Linked DNA regions of Homo sapiens: region 1 is linked to region 2. Evidence: chromatin loops called from intact Hi-C (ENCODE). Cell type or tissue: PC-9. All regions are shown on one strand. Each heading gives the region's core, and the rest is flanking DNA. Links, peaks and the distances in the headings are about the cores only.

Evidence for each region. A loop is a pair of places that touch in the nucleus more often than their neighbours do. Peaks named below come from ENCODE experiments on the same cell type or tissue, not always from the same donor. Only the 100,000 strongest peaks of a DNase experiment are listed, where the experiment ranks them.
Region 1: it touches region 2 in a loop (4-fold over the local background); 2 of 110 quality-filtered maps call a loop at or near these places.

What each region holds. Positions count from the first base shown.
Region 1 is chr9:72,444,105-72,452,647 of GRCh38, forward strand. No RefSeq gene overlaps it. Among named protein-coding and RNA genes, the nearest start is that of TMC1, 73 kb to the right of the region's middle. RefSeq lists an enhancer at 89-348. In PC-9, for the core only: CTCF peaks have their summits at 3,412 and 3,624; a DNase peak (open chromatin) is centred at 547; H3K27ac peaks cover 584 bases.
Region 2 is chr9:72,819,221-72,827,763 of GRCh38, forward strand. It overlaps TMC1 (transmembrane channel like 1), which reads left to right. Exons shown (of 24, transcript NM_138691.3): 20 at 1,622-1,861; 21 at 7,649-7,774. Among named protein-coding and RNA genes, the nearest start is that of LINC01474, 51 kb to the right of the region's middle. In PC-9, for the core only: a CTCF peak has its summit at 3,373 (motif pointing left); a DNase peak (open chromatin) is centred at 3,371; H3K27ac peaks cover 136 bases.

The DNA of each region.
Region 1 (8,543 bases), core at 210-8,209, 380 kb before region 2:
TGCCATTAATCTTGACTCATATAACTCACTTCCCCCTGGTGGAGTCTGTCAAATAGTCAGAATGTCAAATTCCCCTAGACTCTTGAAGAAAACTCACTCAATGGCCAATTCACAAAAGCCCATTTCACCAAATGAGAAATTCATGAAATTTAGTTTCTTTTTGTTTTAGTTGACCAGTTTTCCTAATAGCATTTTAAAGAAGAATGTCAAATTTGGTCTCCTGCAGCAGTCAACTGTGTGGCCTTTTCTTTCTCCAGAGTTTCAGCCACTTTCTTCTCCACTTTGCAGGTTCCACAGCCTAACCTGTTTCTTAGAACTACTTAGTAGTCATAGGAGAGAATGCAATTGCTCTAGGTCCTCCATTGGATGCTCTTCATTCTTCATTTGGTTTTGTTTTGTTAAAGAAGACAAATCAAAATAGAGAATGGCTGTCAAAAATAACAAGCCCAGGGGAGTTCTGGAGATTAACATCAGCACCAAACATTGCTCACAGCACTGGTCTCTGTTTATAGAGCAATCTCTAGTCTGTTTACTCATCTAGGTGTTTTAAAATGTTGGGCTCAAGTATCTGGGCTTGCAGGTATTGAGAAACTACTGAAGGCACAAATAGAGGAATGACAAGTTTGGATCTGCTTTAGACACTGAACTATGGTAGTAATACGTGAAAAGGACCAAAAAAGGGAATTTGTAAGCAGAGAATCCAGTTAAGAATTCATTAGAACCCAGGTGAGAGATAACAGTCTGCACTCCAGTAATGGAAGTGATGGAATGATAAGAGCTTTTTCCTGGCTACCCTAACTTAGAGGACTCCCTGTTTACTCTCTAGCACTGTGCCCTATTTGTGGAAATTTATAAATTTATATTTAGATGCCTACTTATCATCTGCTCTCTCACTAGACTGTAAGCTCCCTGAAGCCAGGGTTTGGATGTTTCATTTCCCAAAGTATTCTCATCACCCAGCACAGTGTCTGGCACATAGCACACGCTCCACAGACACCTGGGAAATAAAGTGGAATTAAGAAGAAAGAAAAGATATTCATCAGTGGGAGCAAGTTAGTTATGTTTTATAGTAAGGGAAAGATGCTCATGGAGAAGGAGGAGTGAAAAGGCAGAGGAGAGACAATAAAAGACGGCACAGACTCCAGGATAAGCAGGAGTAAACAGGATAAGGACAAAAGCAGCAGAATTAGCTTTGCCTAGAAGGGCTCCTCTTCTTCTGTCATGGGAGGAACGGAAGAATGGATGTGTATGGAGGTTGATTGGATTTTAGGTTATAAAATTGATGGTTTATGTTTCCTGGAGGTGTGGTAGGCACAGTTATCAACTGAGAGAAAGAGAGAAAAGGAAGAGAAAGAGAAAGAGGAAGAGGAAAGAAAGGGAGGAGGAGGAGGAAAAGAGGAAGAGGAATTAAAAGTTAAGAGGGTGGTGAGAATTTAACAAAAATTACTTTAAGGAAGGGAATAAGTTGGTGACCAAAATACCTAAAAAGATTTCTCCAAAAGGGACCAGCTGAGGAATAATGTGACCAAATTAGCCTATCTCCAAATCTCATAGGTGAGTGACAGGGAAGTGGAACAAGAAGATGGGAGGGTTGACTGTGATGGAGATTTGCAGGAGGCCATCTCTCCTCCAGTTAATGTGTCTCACTGCAACAAAGGGGAAGATTTCAGGACTCCTGGGATGGGTTTAGATGAATCATTCATCTCTCCAGCTGTTAAGAGTTTTGTATATGTTAGATAGGACACAGACATCAAAAACTGTCCCTCAGCGGTCTGCTTCTCTGGAGAAGGTCTCACCAAGGGGTTGGAGCTTGACTTATCCTGCTGTGTCCTAGATCTGTAAGGTAACCCTGTCCTTTACTACAACTTTGTCTAGCAAGAGAGCAGTGTCTATCTTAAAAATCTTGCTGATATCCAAATATCTTTAGCACTTAGATGACTGCCTTCTATATGAGGAAGTACATAAATTAAGACTTTGATAGACCTGGGTTTGATTCCTTCCTCTGGCATGGAGAAGTTTTGTGCTCTTGAATAAATTAGCTAACCTTTTCAAGCCTTCATTGTTCAGAGTAAAAGGGGGGGGAGTCACTGCAACAGTAGAAGGATTAAATGAGATGATGTATGTGATTTATCCAGCAAAATGCATAGCACAAAGTAGACATTCAATAAAGATTTTGTCACCTCCCTACTTCTTTCTCTCCTTTCATCCCCCTTTTATAACCAGTTTTCTGTACAGATTACAAGATTCCTCATGACAGAAATGGCATCTTAGTCATTACAAGATAACTTTCATCTTTTTTTTTTTTTTTTTTTTTTTTTTTTAAGGCAGAGTCTCACTCTGTCGCCCAGGCTGGAGTGCAATGGTGCAATCTCGGCTCACTGCAACCTCCGCCTGCTGTGTTGAAGCAATTCTCCTGCCTCAGCCTTCTGAGTAGCTGGGATTACAGGCGCCTGCCACCGCACCTGGCTCATTTTTGTATTTTTAGTAGAGAAGGGGTATTACCATGTTGGCCAGGCTGGTCTTGAACTCCTGACTTCAGGTGATCCACCCGCCTTGGCCTCCCAAAGTGCTGAGATTACAGGCTTAAGCCACTGTGCCCAGCCAACTTTTATCTTTTTATCTATTTTTTTTAGATGGACTCTCGCTCTGTCATCCAGGCTGGAGTGCAGTGGCACAATCTTGGCTCACTGCAACCTCTGCCTCCCGAGCTCAAGCACTTCTCCTGCCTCAGCCTCCTGAGTAGCTGGGATTATAGGCAGCTGCCACCACACTCAGCTAATTTTGTATTTTTAGTAGAGACGGGGTTTCTCCATGTTGGTCAGGCTGACCTCGAACTCCTGACATCAGGTGATCCACCTGCCTTGGCCTCCCAATGTGCTGGGATTACAGGCGTGAGCCACCGCGCCCGGCCACTTTTATCTTTTTAAAAGTAATACATACCCTTGTTAGTTAAAGATTTCAAATGGTAAAAAATAAGCAGCTGCCTCATTCCTCCCCACATGGAGAAAATTATGTCTAATTCTTAATAGCTTGGGATTTTAATTATTTTGGTGTCATTATCTAAATTTGTCTAAAAGTGTATGATATAATTTGGATATTTGTCCCCATCCAAATCTCATGTTTAAATGTAACCCCCAATACTGGAGAGGGGGCCTGGTGGGAGGTGTTTGGGTCATGAGGGCAGATTCCTCACAGCTCGGTGGTGTCTTGGTGACCGTGAGTTCTCATGATATCTGGTCATTTAAAAGTGTGTGGCACTTCCCCTTCCCCCTCATACTTAGGTGGGGAGTTATGCTCTACCTCTTTATCTGCATAAATTATTTGAAATTCTCCTGCATGGGAGATTTTTCTCTTTTCTCTTCCTTATTTATTTATTCAATTATTTATTTATAACAGCATGTATCATAAATATTTATTTTATACTCTGGGTTATAATCTAATACTACTTCATTTATTTTGTTGCTGGAATTATTCCAGCTTTGACCATTAGGGGTTTTTTAAGTCAGATCCTTTGATCTTTTTGAATACCTTCAACATTATGGGTTTATTTATTTATTTATTTATTTATTTGGGGGCATTATTTTTTACTTTCTGGCACTATAAAATACTTCAGGCTTACCTTGTATGTTTCCTTTCCCAATCCTAGAATCGGACATTTCTCCAAGAAGACCCAGTTACTTTTACTAGAAAGTGGTATTAGAAACCAAGATCTGAGCACTAGATGTGTTTGTCGCTAACAGAATATTGTTGCATCTAGGGCCTCTCGGCTGGCAGAGCAAACAATAGATGTGTATATACCAACTCATATATACATATATCTCTTAATATTTGTATATGTAACATTGGTATCCATATTAAGCAAAACCTGAGTTCAGATGGATGTTTTCAGCTCTAATATATTACACAAATTATTCTAGCTGCTTCTTTTTCTTATATGTAAACTCACACTCCAAGAGTGAGAATCCTGGCTCATAGCATCCCACATCCACTTACTTGATTGTTCATTTCCAATATACATGTATCATGACATTGAAATTGTTAACTGGTGCCCTCATGAGAATAACTTTATCAACTAGAGTTCAGTGCTTGTGTAGTTTCTTTTACCTTTAGTCTTACAGACTCCAGGCTGGGCGCGGTGGCTCACCCCTGTAATCCCAGCACTGTGGGAGCCTGAAGTGGGCAGATCATGGGGTCAGGAGTTCGAGATCAGCCTGGCCAATATGGTGAAACCCCGTCTCTACTAAAAAATACAAAAATTAGCCAAGTGTGGTGGCGCATTCCTGTAATCCCAGCTACTTGGGAGGCTGAGGCAGGAGAATCGCTGGAACCAGGAGGCAGAGGTTGCAGTGAGCTGAGATTGCACCACTGCACACTCCAACCTGGGCGACAGAGTGAGATTCCATCTCGGAAAAAAAAAAAAAAAAAAAAAAGTCTTATAGACTCCATACATTTCCAATACAATTTCGGTCAGTATCCCACCCCTTCTTTCAGTGAGGTTGTTTCACACATTTATAATAGATTGTTTTGTCACATTCCACATTCATTCTGGGATCCCTCAATCTTATAATTGTTTTTGAAGATTTCATTATCATCCTTTCTGACAACATCTACTGACTTTCTTTCCTCTCTGCTATCAAATTTTATTTTCCAAGAGTTACTTTGCTCTCTGAATGTCTTATATTTTATACCATCTTGTTCTTTTTTCATAAATGCTACTTAGTTGTTAGCAATCTGTATGAATGAAAATCCTCTCTCTGGGGATATTAATGAGAATTTTTGTGAAGCCTTCTCTCTGTTTAGTCATTTTTCTCTAAGTATTTTGTATAGTTTTTTCTTGCCTGTATGTTCCACATTAGAAATTTTCCTCAGATTCTGGTAATCTTTGTCTGACTGTCCATGATTCAGGGTGTGGGAATCCAATTTCTGATTGGAATCTTTGAGGGTATGAGTAGGTCTTGTTAAGGCTGAGTTTCCTTGTAGGACAATTTGGCTGGGCGACTCTCGGGGGAACCCCAAATATTACATTAAGTCTTTCCACTTCTGCTGATTCTCTAGAGAGATATCTTCTAATCTTATGTCTGAAGAGTAGGGCCTATCTGCTAGGAATCAGGTAGCCCACACATTTTCAGGCTGGCACTCACACCCTCAATTATGACATGGCTTCCCTCTCAGTTGAGTCTCTGTTTAAACTTTCTAGACTTATGCCGTTGTGTTGAAAGGGAATTGACTCAGTGACACGAATAGAATCTAGGGAGGGGGATACAATTGTTTTTTAGTTTTATTTTATTTATTACTTTACTTTTATATAGAGATGGGATCTCGCTATGTTGCCCAGGCTGATCTCAAACTCATGAGCCTAAGCAACCTCCTGCTTCAGCCTCCCAAAGCACTGGAATTTACGATGTGAGCCACCATTCCCAGCTTCCAATTGCTTTTTTTAAATCTTCCAGTCAATTTTTCTTATTTTGGCTCCCCATCCCCCTTAATCTCCTGTTCCAGAGGTATCTGAAACTGCTGATTTCTGAGACTTTTGGCAATTTAGAAGTGAAGATGTGGTCAGTTTTCAGCTTTCCTCATTTCTTTCTTGGGTCTGCAAGGCTCTTTAGTTAACACTCATATGACTGCTTTCCTGACTTCCCAAATTTTGTGCTGTTATATTATCTTCATTTCTTTTTGGGTATATATCTTTAAAAGCATATCTATATCTGTCTGTCTATCTGTCCCTTTACAGTGATTTTATAGTGGTTTCTGATGGGAGCAAAGTTAGATTGTTCCATTGAACCCACTGTTCATCTTTTTCCAAATCTTGTTTATAAATTTTTATCTCCCTGATATAATTTTAGTGACTTTGGGAGGAAGAAGATAGAGATATATATATGTATATATATATACACACACACACACATCTTTATATTGGAATCTCTGAAGGCATGAGTGCGTCTTGCTAAGGCTGGGTGGGTCTTGTTAAGGCATACATATATATATATATATATATACACACACACACATATATGTAGCTGGTATATAGACATATATTTTTATGCCAGATCTAGGTTGTCATATTATTCATTTTCACAGTCTTTTTTTTTTTTTTTTTGAGATGGAGTCTCACTCTGTTGCCCAGTCTGGAGTGCAGTGGCATGATCTCGGCTCACTGCAAACTCTGCCTCCTGGATTCAAGCAATTCTCCTGCCTCAGCCTCCCGAGCAGCTGGGACTACAGGTGCATGTCACCACGCCCAACTAATTTTTATATTTTAGTAGAGACTGAGTTTTACCATATTGGTTAGACTGGTCTCAAACTCCTGACCTCAGGTGATCCATCCGCCTCAGTCTCTCAAAGTGCTGGGATTATAGGCATGAGCCACCATGCCTGGACCATTTTCAAAGTCTTAAAATGCATTCTGGATACCAACTACTCAATAAATATTAGTTAAATTAAAATATATAGAAATCAGAAAATCTTCATTTTGTTGTGCCTTAAGGGTGATTGAACACTCATAGTATACCAAAGATATTATGCACCATGACCCAAATGTAACTCTCTCTCTGGTGACTTTCCGCTTTTCCAACTAAGTTAAGAATGTAGAGAATCTTCATAAATAGTGCCTTTGTCAAGAAATAACTAAAATCATAGCAGAACTGAAGGAAATAGAGACACAAAAAACCCTTCAAAAAATTAATGAATCCAGGAGCTGGTTTTTTGAAAGGATCAACAAAATTGATAGACCACTAGCAAGATTAATAAAGAAGAAAAGAGAGAAGAATCAAATAGACGCAATAAAAAATGATAAAGGGGATATCACCACCGATCCCACAGAAATACAAACTACCATCAGAGAATACTACAAACACCTCTACATAAATAAACTAGAAAATCTAGAAGAAATGGATAAATTCCTCGACACATACACCCTCCCAAGACTAAACCAGGAAGAAGTTGAATCTCTGAATAGACCAATAACAGGCTCTGAAATTGTGGCAATAGTCAATAGCTTACCAACCAAAAAGAGTCCAGGACCAGATGGATTCACAGCCGAATTCTACCAGAGGTACAAGGAGGAATTGGTACCATTCCTTCTGAAACTATTCCAATCAATAGAAAAAGAGGGAATCCTCCCTAACTCATTTTATGAGGCCAGCATCAACCTGATACCAAAGCCGGGCAGAGACACAACCAAAAAAGAGAATTTTAGACCAATATCCCTGATGAACATTGATGCAAAAATCCTCAATAAAATACTGGCAAACCGAATCCAGCAGCACATCAAAAAGCTTATCCACCATGATCAAGTGGGCTTCATCCCTGGGATGCAAGGCTGGTTCAATATACGCAAATCAATAAATGTAATCCAGCATATAAACAGAACCAAAGACAAAAAACACATGATTATCTCAACAGATGCAGAAAAGGCCTTTGACAAAATTCAACAACCCTTCATGCTAAAAACTCTCAATAAATTAGGTATTGATGGGACGTATCTCAAAATAATAAGAGCTATCTATGACAAACCCACAGCCAATATCATACTGAATGGGCAAAAACTGGAAGCATTCCCTTTGAAAACTGGCACAAGACAGGGATGCCCTCTCTCACCACTCCTATTCAACATAGTGTTGGAAGTTCTGGCCAGGGCAATCAGGCAGAAGAAGGAAATAAAGGGTATTCAATTAGGAAAAGAGGAAGTCAAATTGTCCCTGTTTGCAGATGACATGATTGTATATCTAGAAAACCCCATTGTCTCAGCCCAAAATCTCCTTAAGCTGATAAGCAACTTCAGCAAAGTCTCAGGATACAAAATCAATGTGCAAAAATAACAAGCATTCTTATACACCAATAACAGACAAACAGAGACCCAAATCATGAGTGAACTCCCATTCACAATTGCTACAAAGAGAATAAAATACCTAGGAATCCAACTTACAAGGGATGTGAAGGACCTCTTTAAGGAGAACTACAAACCACTGCTCAAGGAAATAAAAGAGGATACAAACAAATGGAAGAACATTCCATGCCCATGGGTAGGAAGAATCAATATCGTGAAAATGGCCATACTGCCCAAGGTAATTTATAGATTCAATGCCATCCCCATCAAGCTACCAATGACTTTCTTCACAGAATTGGAAAAAGCTACTTTAAAGTTCATACGGAACCAAAAAAGAGCCCGCATTGCCAAGTCAATCCTAAGCCAAAAGAACAAAGCTGGAGGCATCACGCTACCTGACTTCAAACTATACTACAAGGCTACAGTAACCAAAACAGCATGGTACTGGTACCAAAACAGAGATATAGATCAATGGAACAGAACAGAGCCCTCAAAAATAATGCCGCATATCTACAACAATCTGATCTTTGACAAACCTGAGAAAAACAAGCAATGGGGAAAGGATTCCCTATTTAATAAATGGTGCTGGGAAAACTGGCTAGTCATATGTAGAAAGCTGAAACTGGATCCCTTCCTTACACCTTATACAAAAATCAATTCAAGATGGATTAAAGACTTAAACGTTAGACCTAAAACCATAAAAACCCTAGAAGAAAAC
Region 2 (8,543 bases), core at 125-8,124:
GAAAACCACACAGGACTTTTAAAGTTTCTACCCAGCAGTAAGGACCTAATTTCTATTCATACTTTATTGGCCAAAACAAGTGATGTCACCACCTGATTTTTAGGAAGACTCAAAGTGTATTACATCAACATGTATTGGTATTGGGGAGTATAATCTAGTGCTTTGCAATTCTAACCCATTAGCTGGGACTATCACTTGCTTACTTGCTCACTTTTTTGGCGTTCCCTCTCTCTTGCTGTCCTGTAACAAAAGTATACTGTATTGTTTTAAAATCTGTCTTCTCATTAGAAAAAAATAGTTTAACTTCCTACAAAGTCTTTGTTCAATTCATTATGGTAAAATATCATTCGTATCTATTGTCCGAAATCTTGTCAACAAGACAGCCCAAATTGTGACAATATTCCACTTTTCAAATAAATGAGTTAACTTTGGGTTGGCAAAAGTTCAATTATAGTGGAAACTAATTTCTTCATCTAAATTAAAAATGTCTCTATAATGAACCAAATTTACGTTGGATTGGCTAAACAACTATTCAGGGAGTACAAAATGCTAAACCTAGCTATAAATGTTGAGGGCTTCATTATAGATAGGACAGTTTAAAAGACAGGGCTCCCCTTACATTTTTAAAATAAGTGCACATATATCTTCTTTTTGATTTTGAAATAATAAATTGCTATTTATATTGATTTATGGTGCTAATGAATTTTCTCATCCAAGAAGAGTGAAACTTATTTTGTTGAAATAATCAACTAAGCCATCAAGTAAAAGTGACCACACCTAAGTTGTTCCCACCTAAAAGTAGTATTTTAAAATGCTTATAAAAACTCAGATGCACAAAGCAGAGAATTCCCAAGACAAGCTAAAGTAAGAAAGTAAACAGATAAACTAAATTTAAATAAATGTGTGGAATTTTCATCTCAAAAACCTATAAGCTAGTTATAAATTTTCAATAAAACCCTATTTTAGGAGGCACAAACACATCATTGCAATTGGCTTTAAAACACCATATCACCTACAAAGAGAAAATGATCAACATCAGAAAGAGAAAATTTATTTTAATTTTTTTCTTTCATTAAGCAAAAAACTTTTTTCATTTGTACAGTCGTGGCCCACTGCAACCTTGACCTCCTGTCATTAAGCAAAAACTAATTATTCATGACAGAAGTGATTAATGCAAATGTACAGTTTTTTTGAGTAGAAGAAGTGACTTTAAGGGTTAATTATTTTTAACAAGTTATATTTATAGGTGTATTAGTCAATGATATAAGTGTTGGGGAAAGTTTATTTTAGAATTAGAAGAAAGAAGTAAAACAATTGTAAATATTGTTTACTCTGTTGTAGTTTAAATTCACTAATGATAGTAGGTATAGTTAGTTACAGCATCCTTTCTATGAAATAATTATGATATGCAATTCCTACAATAATGGGGAAAGTGGCAAAATGTGTTTAGAAGTTGGAAATAGATAAGTGCAGTTTCTTTATGAAAAGGGTTTGTCTGGTTGAAAGTGGCAGTGTATTTTCTGCCTTTGGAAAAGAAGCATGATGTCAAATAAACAGGTGCAGTGTGACTTTGTTATGGAGTAAAGACTCAAAACTGAGCAGAGTTCTGTTTTCTTTCTAGGATGGGCTCCTTCTTTGCTCCCAGCCTCCCAGGCATCAATATCCTTCGACTCCATACATCCATGTACTTCCAGTGCTGGGCCGTTATGTGCTGCAATGTTCCTGAGGCCAGGGTCTTCAAAGCTTCCAGATCAAATAACTTCTACCTGGGCATGCTACTGCTCATCCTCTTCCTGTCCACAATGCCTGTCTTGTACATGATCGTGTCCCTCCCACCATCTTTTGATTGTGGTCCATTCAGGTCTCTTGCTTTTGAAATTTGACTCAGGCATCGTGTTCTTTCGGGGGTGGAGGTGGGAATGGTCATTCATTGTATAAGCTATTTTTTCCCCCCAAACAATGACATTTTTGGTTGGTGGAAATGAGATCCCGGCTGGGCGCAGTGGCTCATGCCTGTAATCCCAGCACTTTGGGAGGCTGAGGCAGGCAGATTACCTGAGGTCAGGAGTTCGAGACAAGCCTGGCCAACACGGTGAAACCTCGTCTCTACTAAAAATACAAAGAAAAAAAAATTAGTCGCGTGTGGTGGTGGGTGCCTGTAATCCCTGCTACTTGAGAGGCTGAGGCAGGAGAATCACTTGAGCTCAGGAGGCGGAGGTTGCAGTGAGCTGAGATGGTGCCATTGCACTCCAGCCTGGAGGACAAGAGCAAAACTCTGTCTCAAAAAAAAAAAAAAAGAAAGAAATGAGATCCTTTGGGTATTCAGGTTCAATAGGTGACATGGAGATTCTTAGGCAAGTTCTGTCTATTTCCTCATTTGGGAATCATAAAAGAGAAAATACTTTATACTTTTCCAGGCTCTGCCTGGGTAAAATATGTATGGTGAATCTGAGCTGTTTCCATGTTAGAGGATAGCTAAGAGCAAGGTCTGATGACAGTGGTCTGGATGTGAGTTTGCCTGACTCTGGGCCGTCACATCCAGACGTGGTCAGCTATCACTACTTCTCTTGTGCATTACTACCTTAAAAAGAGAGAGAGAGAGACAGACAGAGAGAGAGAGAATACCCCACACTTTACCTAGGAAAGAGAATTATTACTAAATACTAATGAGCATAAGGAGGGCCACCCAATTTGTTATCCAAAATATCACATGCTAGTGAAAAAAATTAAGGCTGTTCCACATATATATTCTCTCCTAATTATCATTCAAGTCAGGAATCGAGAGTCACAACGGCTCCTTGATCCAATTTAGAGATACACATTTCTACAGTTCTCTATGACAGAGCTCTCTTCTCTCTATGACACATATCAGAAACCTAAGTCCCTGGGATCTGGAGGATGAAGTTTCTTTCCCTAAAGGGCCTTAGAAATGAATCTACTACAAGTTCTCCCAAGAATCTCTGCATGTTGATTCACTGGCCAGCATGCACTTGAGCTGTTTCTCCTTTTCAGTGAAGGAAATGAGACTGTAAAAAGCCATGTGAATGATATGCATGATGCTGTAATGCCCACATATAATTCCTCCATTATGTTGTCAGACCCAAGTTATTTAATTAAAGTCAAAAGGTTCATTGCTGACAGACTAAGTATATAAGAGACATTTTCACTCTTAACAGTAGTCTGAGTTATTGCTTTGCTGGAAAACAAGAAAATGTTAAGCCAGCTGATCGAGTTAAACTAGCTGGACCTCTGTCTACTCAGAGAACTGATGTTGAGAAGCTCTGTTAATTCCGTTGTGTGTGTGTGTGTGTGTGTGTGTGTGTGTGTGTGTGTGTGTGTGTTTCCAAGTGGGCTGAAATAAATAATGCAGACAGTGACATCTGGAGACTAAATATGAAATTACAGTCTTGATGAGACATTCGTCTCAATAAATTCCGAACCAATCTCAGAGTACAAAGTTCAAGGAATATGCCATTCAAAGGCTTTAGTTAATTGCAAATTATTCACACTACTTATTATCCAGGATAAGTTTAGGTGTGCATTAAGCTATTAATTGGAAGTTGATCCTTCTCAGTAAAACATAGCAAAGGACCCTAGCTGCCTGTAAGGGAAACCACACAATGTAAACATGGATCTCCACAGATGCATTCAGATTTACAATACGTCTTAGACATGAACAATAGTTGCACAATTTCAGCTTCTTAAGCCCTAACTCTTCTGGCTTTCCTAATTGGCAAACTTAGGCAAAATTATGGCATGTAAATCACTATTTTGAAATCAGGGAAATTTATTTTTTATTTTTAAAATTATTTATTTGTTTTTTAATTTCCATAGGTTATTGGGGAACAAGTAGTGTTTGGTTACTTGAGTCAGTTCTTTAGGGTGATTTGTGAGAAATCAGGGAATTTTAAATATTTTCAATGGAGTACTGGGAAGGGTTATCTCTATGCTATTTAGATTTTTTTTTTCATGTCAGTTTCCTCACTTTAGAGCCAAAGGATGTTTGCATTGTTTATTTGTCTGGACTTAAAAGTTTGAAAGGATTGTCCTGCTCTAGAAATGAGGTGAGAATGCTTGTATGCTTGTACTAGTGGGTGCCTCATAGCTTGTCATCTTTATGAACCCCAAGTTTTAGGTGATTTGCTTAACCTTCCTGGTGAAGGTTGTCTGACTCTATCTAGATCCTGGGCAAGCAGGAATTTAGGAAATATAAATTTGAACTAGGTTACTGGAGGTATCACAGTGATGGCTAGTTGCTCTCCAGTGTAGGGAAGTTTTCAGGTAAGATGGCTATAGTATATTTATCCATTCAGTAAAGCAATTTGATGAGATATTCTAGCTTGTCTGGTTTTATAAGACCTGGCTAGAGAGGGTAAATTTTCCAAGAAATTATTCCAATAGGCTAGTAAGTGGATTTATCGTAAATAGTTGACAATTTAAAGATGTCCAGATGAAGGCAATTCTAATTGTTCTATAGCATTTCCTGACACCTGATGTTTCCTCCCATCTATGTCAATAATTCTGAACAATTTATAGTTCTCTAGGTTTTTATATACATCCCTGCTTACATTATGACAATTTTATTTTTCATATATTTTCATCTTACTGCAAAGATAATATGTGTTTATGCTAGAAAACCTAAACATTGTAGAAATATTTTTACATGAAAAGAAACATGGCCCATAATCTTGAAAACCTGAAATAACAACTTTTTAGCATTTTATATTCTGTTTTGCCTTTCATGCATGATTTTTCATAACTGAGCTTGTACTGACACAGGATGTTTCTCAGCCTCTTCACTGGACTCACAGAGGGGCACCCTGTCTACTCGGCCTGCTGTGCTTAACCCCTTGTGGGAGGAAGCACGTGGGCAAGTGAGTGCGGGATCTGGCGAGACACACTGGGCACTGACACAGGAGCAAGCTCCATGTGGGGCCCGTGGCCAGACCAGGTGTGTCACCTTGAGGAGAATGCAATGGTGCCCAAGTGCCTATGACCCTAAAGCCCCAGAGGGGGTGTTACAATGCTTCCTGAGTTCCACCATCCTCAGCCTGATGGATGGCAGTGTCTTAGCAGCTCAGTTGGCCCCTTGCCTCATCATGTGGGGCAGCTGCCCTCCACTGGAGAGGGCAAAGGGCCAGTGTGACAGTCTTTCCTGGGTTCCCACAATCGGTGGGTCCCAAGCTCTTGTCCAGCATCCAAGAAGAATGAGGTCACATGGATTATTGAAGGATGGTGAAGGAGGAGAATTTTATTGAGTAATGAAATTGGCTCTCAGCAGAGAGGGCAGTTGGAGAGGGGCCAGGAAGGGCAGGTCATCTTCCCCAAAGTCAGGTTGTCTCTTCTCCAAAGTCAGGCCGACTCTTCCCCAAAGTCAGGCCGTCTCTCCCCTCTACCAACTGAGTCTGTGGTCTTTATAGGCACAGGATGGAAGTGTGTGCTGACTGGTTTGTGAGTATGCAAAAAAGGCTAAAGTGAAGGTGTCACTCAAAGGTAGACACGACAGTATAGAAACCCAACTAGGAAAGGGTAGGTATATGTAAAATAGGTGAAGGGTGGGGATGAATCAGAGGAAAGTGCGCCAAACAGGAAGACAAGTTCTCAATCCGGTCTGAGGATTTAACTTGGACCTTGGCTTTCAGGCTTTAAACTGTCTTTGGCTTGGAGGTGGCATTTCACCAGGTACCTGCCCCTATCTGCCTAGGCATTTGGCTGCCTCCTGTTGCTATCAGTATACTAGGTGCAGGTTTTTTAGTATTAAAAGTTAAAATTATATTGTGAGACTGCTATTATATTGGTCATTTGCAATCATGCTTTATGCATCTATTTTTCTTAATAGTTTAGCTGACTTCTAGAGATTGGGGATAGAGAAGTTTCCTCTCTGTGGATCTAGGACACAGTAAAGTGCTGGTCAATAATTTGAATGAATGAATGAATAATGACTGCTTATTGTGCACTAAGCACTAGAAGAGACACAGGGTTAAGTCCATGCATTAAGCATTGATTCTGGTCCTGTGGCACTTATCACCCAGCTGGGAAGACAGGCCTCCTCATAAACTGTTCTAATCTAGAGTGGCGCTATGCCTACAGCAGGACTATGGATAGACACAGACAACTGGAAAACAATTCTGAGAATATTGTATGATAGCATACTTTGGCTAACCTGGCAGGAGAAGGCATTGCCAGGGACATGTAGATGCGTCCATAATTTGTACGTAATTAAGATATCTGGACTCCTTTCTTTGGTAAAAGACCTGACCTGAAAAAGGTACACAGGAATCCCCAGGGACTTAGCAACTTTGCTTTGGGTCACACTGGATGCTGAGAAGGCCTTTGTGTGTAGGGATAATTTCATAAAATTTGAATGCCCCCACTCTAACTACGTTCATCAGCTATGACCTGAGGTGCTGGAGAAGGGAGGATAGATGGTCTTATCTTTTTTGGTACTTTTAATTTATCTGCTTATCCTGTATTCCATCTGGCTGGGGCTGCATTGGGGGGTATGAACAATTTGGAATGGTGAAAAATAAAACATATTGGAATAGGGAGTTATAATCTTATATTGCTTGTAAGCTTCATTCCCTCTTATGTATCATAAGTCTTGAAAATTAGAGTGTAGATCTTTAATTTGTGAAGCAAAACTTGTACCTCTGTAGTCCAATGACTACTGACAAAATATATGGAGTCACTATGTCTGCTGGAAGATAGTATTGGTTAGACCAGGAGAAAAAAACCATAATCTGGGACTTGCGTGTCATTGTTATTTAGTAGTTGAAAATGCTTAAAGATTAAAATACAAAAGCAAAACTAAACATTGTATTAAATGTTGCACCAACATTTATTCTGATGATGCATACAATTTGGTGAAACCCAACCCAAATCTCTTCTGAAAATTACATCTTTTCGTAGTACAATCAGTATGCATATACAGAGAAAATAATGATGTAATGAATATTTTGAATATTATGGTACAATTCTAGCTATTCCTTAGTAAGTCAAGACATCCTGTTCTCAGTTTTCTAGTTTATAGGAGCTGATACTTGCCTTCATGGAGCTTAGCAGTGGAGCTAAGCTGGTATTCATTAGGGCCTGTCCAGGAGAAGAAACTGAGAGGGAAAAAACCCATGATTCGGTGTGGTTACCTTACCTATTAACATATCTGATGAAGGAAGTCTGGTGGAAAATGAGGTGGAAGCTATTGCGTGGAAAGAGATATTGGATTATATGTGGATTTTATTCCACTGGGCTATTCCTTGCTCTCATTTCCAAGGCTAATTAAAAATACTTAGCTCAAAGAGAGTGTTCTCCTACAAGAGCAGCTGACTGAGAGGCAGACTTATGAGCTATTTACAAAATATATTTCAATCAAAATCTTAGAAATACAGTTTTTAAAAATCTTCTCCTAAATATGTGGTTAATTTTCTAACTGCTTTGACTATATGTTTATACTGGGATCATATTTCTCGTATCTTACCCATATATTGACTACATGAGGTCAAAGTGTCAGCAAGTTGTAGCTAAACATCAGATTCCTACCCTGAAAGAGGACCTAAGCAGTAATTGAGAAAGATTTCCAGTTTTCTTGCTTTAACCATGGTTTTTCCATATGTTCTTAATAAACTTATCTCCCCCTTTTTAATTCCCCCAGTGGCAAAAATAGAATGTTTGAAGTCATTGGAGAGACCCTGGAGCACGATTTCCCAAGCTGGATGGCGAAGATCTTGAGACAGCTTTCAAACCCTGGGCTGGTCATTGCTGTCATTTTGGTGATGGTGTATGTGCTTTTCCTCCTCATAGAAAGAGCCTCTGTGATGTTCTTCCTGGCTGTTTTTACATTTCAGCTTTTTCAGCTCTCTCACTCTCCCTAAGGGTTCTGCTGTAACCTATCCAAATTCAACACTGATTACATGGTGGTGAGAGGCTAAAATTCATGAGCCATATTCTGATCCTATTGGATGTAATTCACAGGCATCTGCATCTGTCTTTGCTTCCCCAGGATTATAAGATTTGTTCCCAAGTAACCACAATAATTATCCATAAACAGCTAAAGCAAGGGAAACATAAATGCTAAATGCTAAATCTAATCAGTACATTGAGCTTCCCCCCAACAACCCGGCCTCCACCTCTCGTTCCATAAAGCAGATGGCAATGAATATACAGAAATAATGATCCTCTAAGTTAATATTCCCCTTGGGGGCCCTATAGACTATATTTTAGGGGCAAGGGCTTCAAGGGTCTTAAAAATTTCACTGTCCTTGTTGTTAGAGGGCCGCCAATAACTGTGTGTTCACGATAATAGAATCAGAGGACCAGAGGATCTTGGGAAGTTCCTGTAGTCTGTCCCTTCAAAGTCAGAAGTGATTTCCAAAGGGGAACTTGTCAGATGACTTTTGTTTTCACATAACTTTCATTGGCTTCTGACTCTTGGCCATCACAGATAAACTTAGATTCTAAGTAAAAGTACAGATTTGCTGTGGAAGAGCCAAAAGCAGCGTCCATCTCTTCCTTTCAGTCCCTGAGTGCCTCCTACATAGAATGTCTGG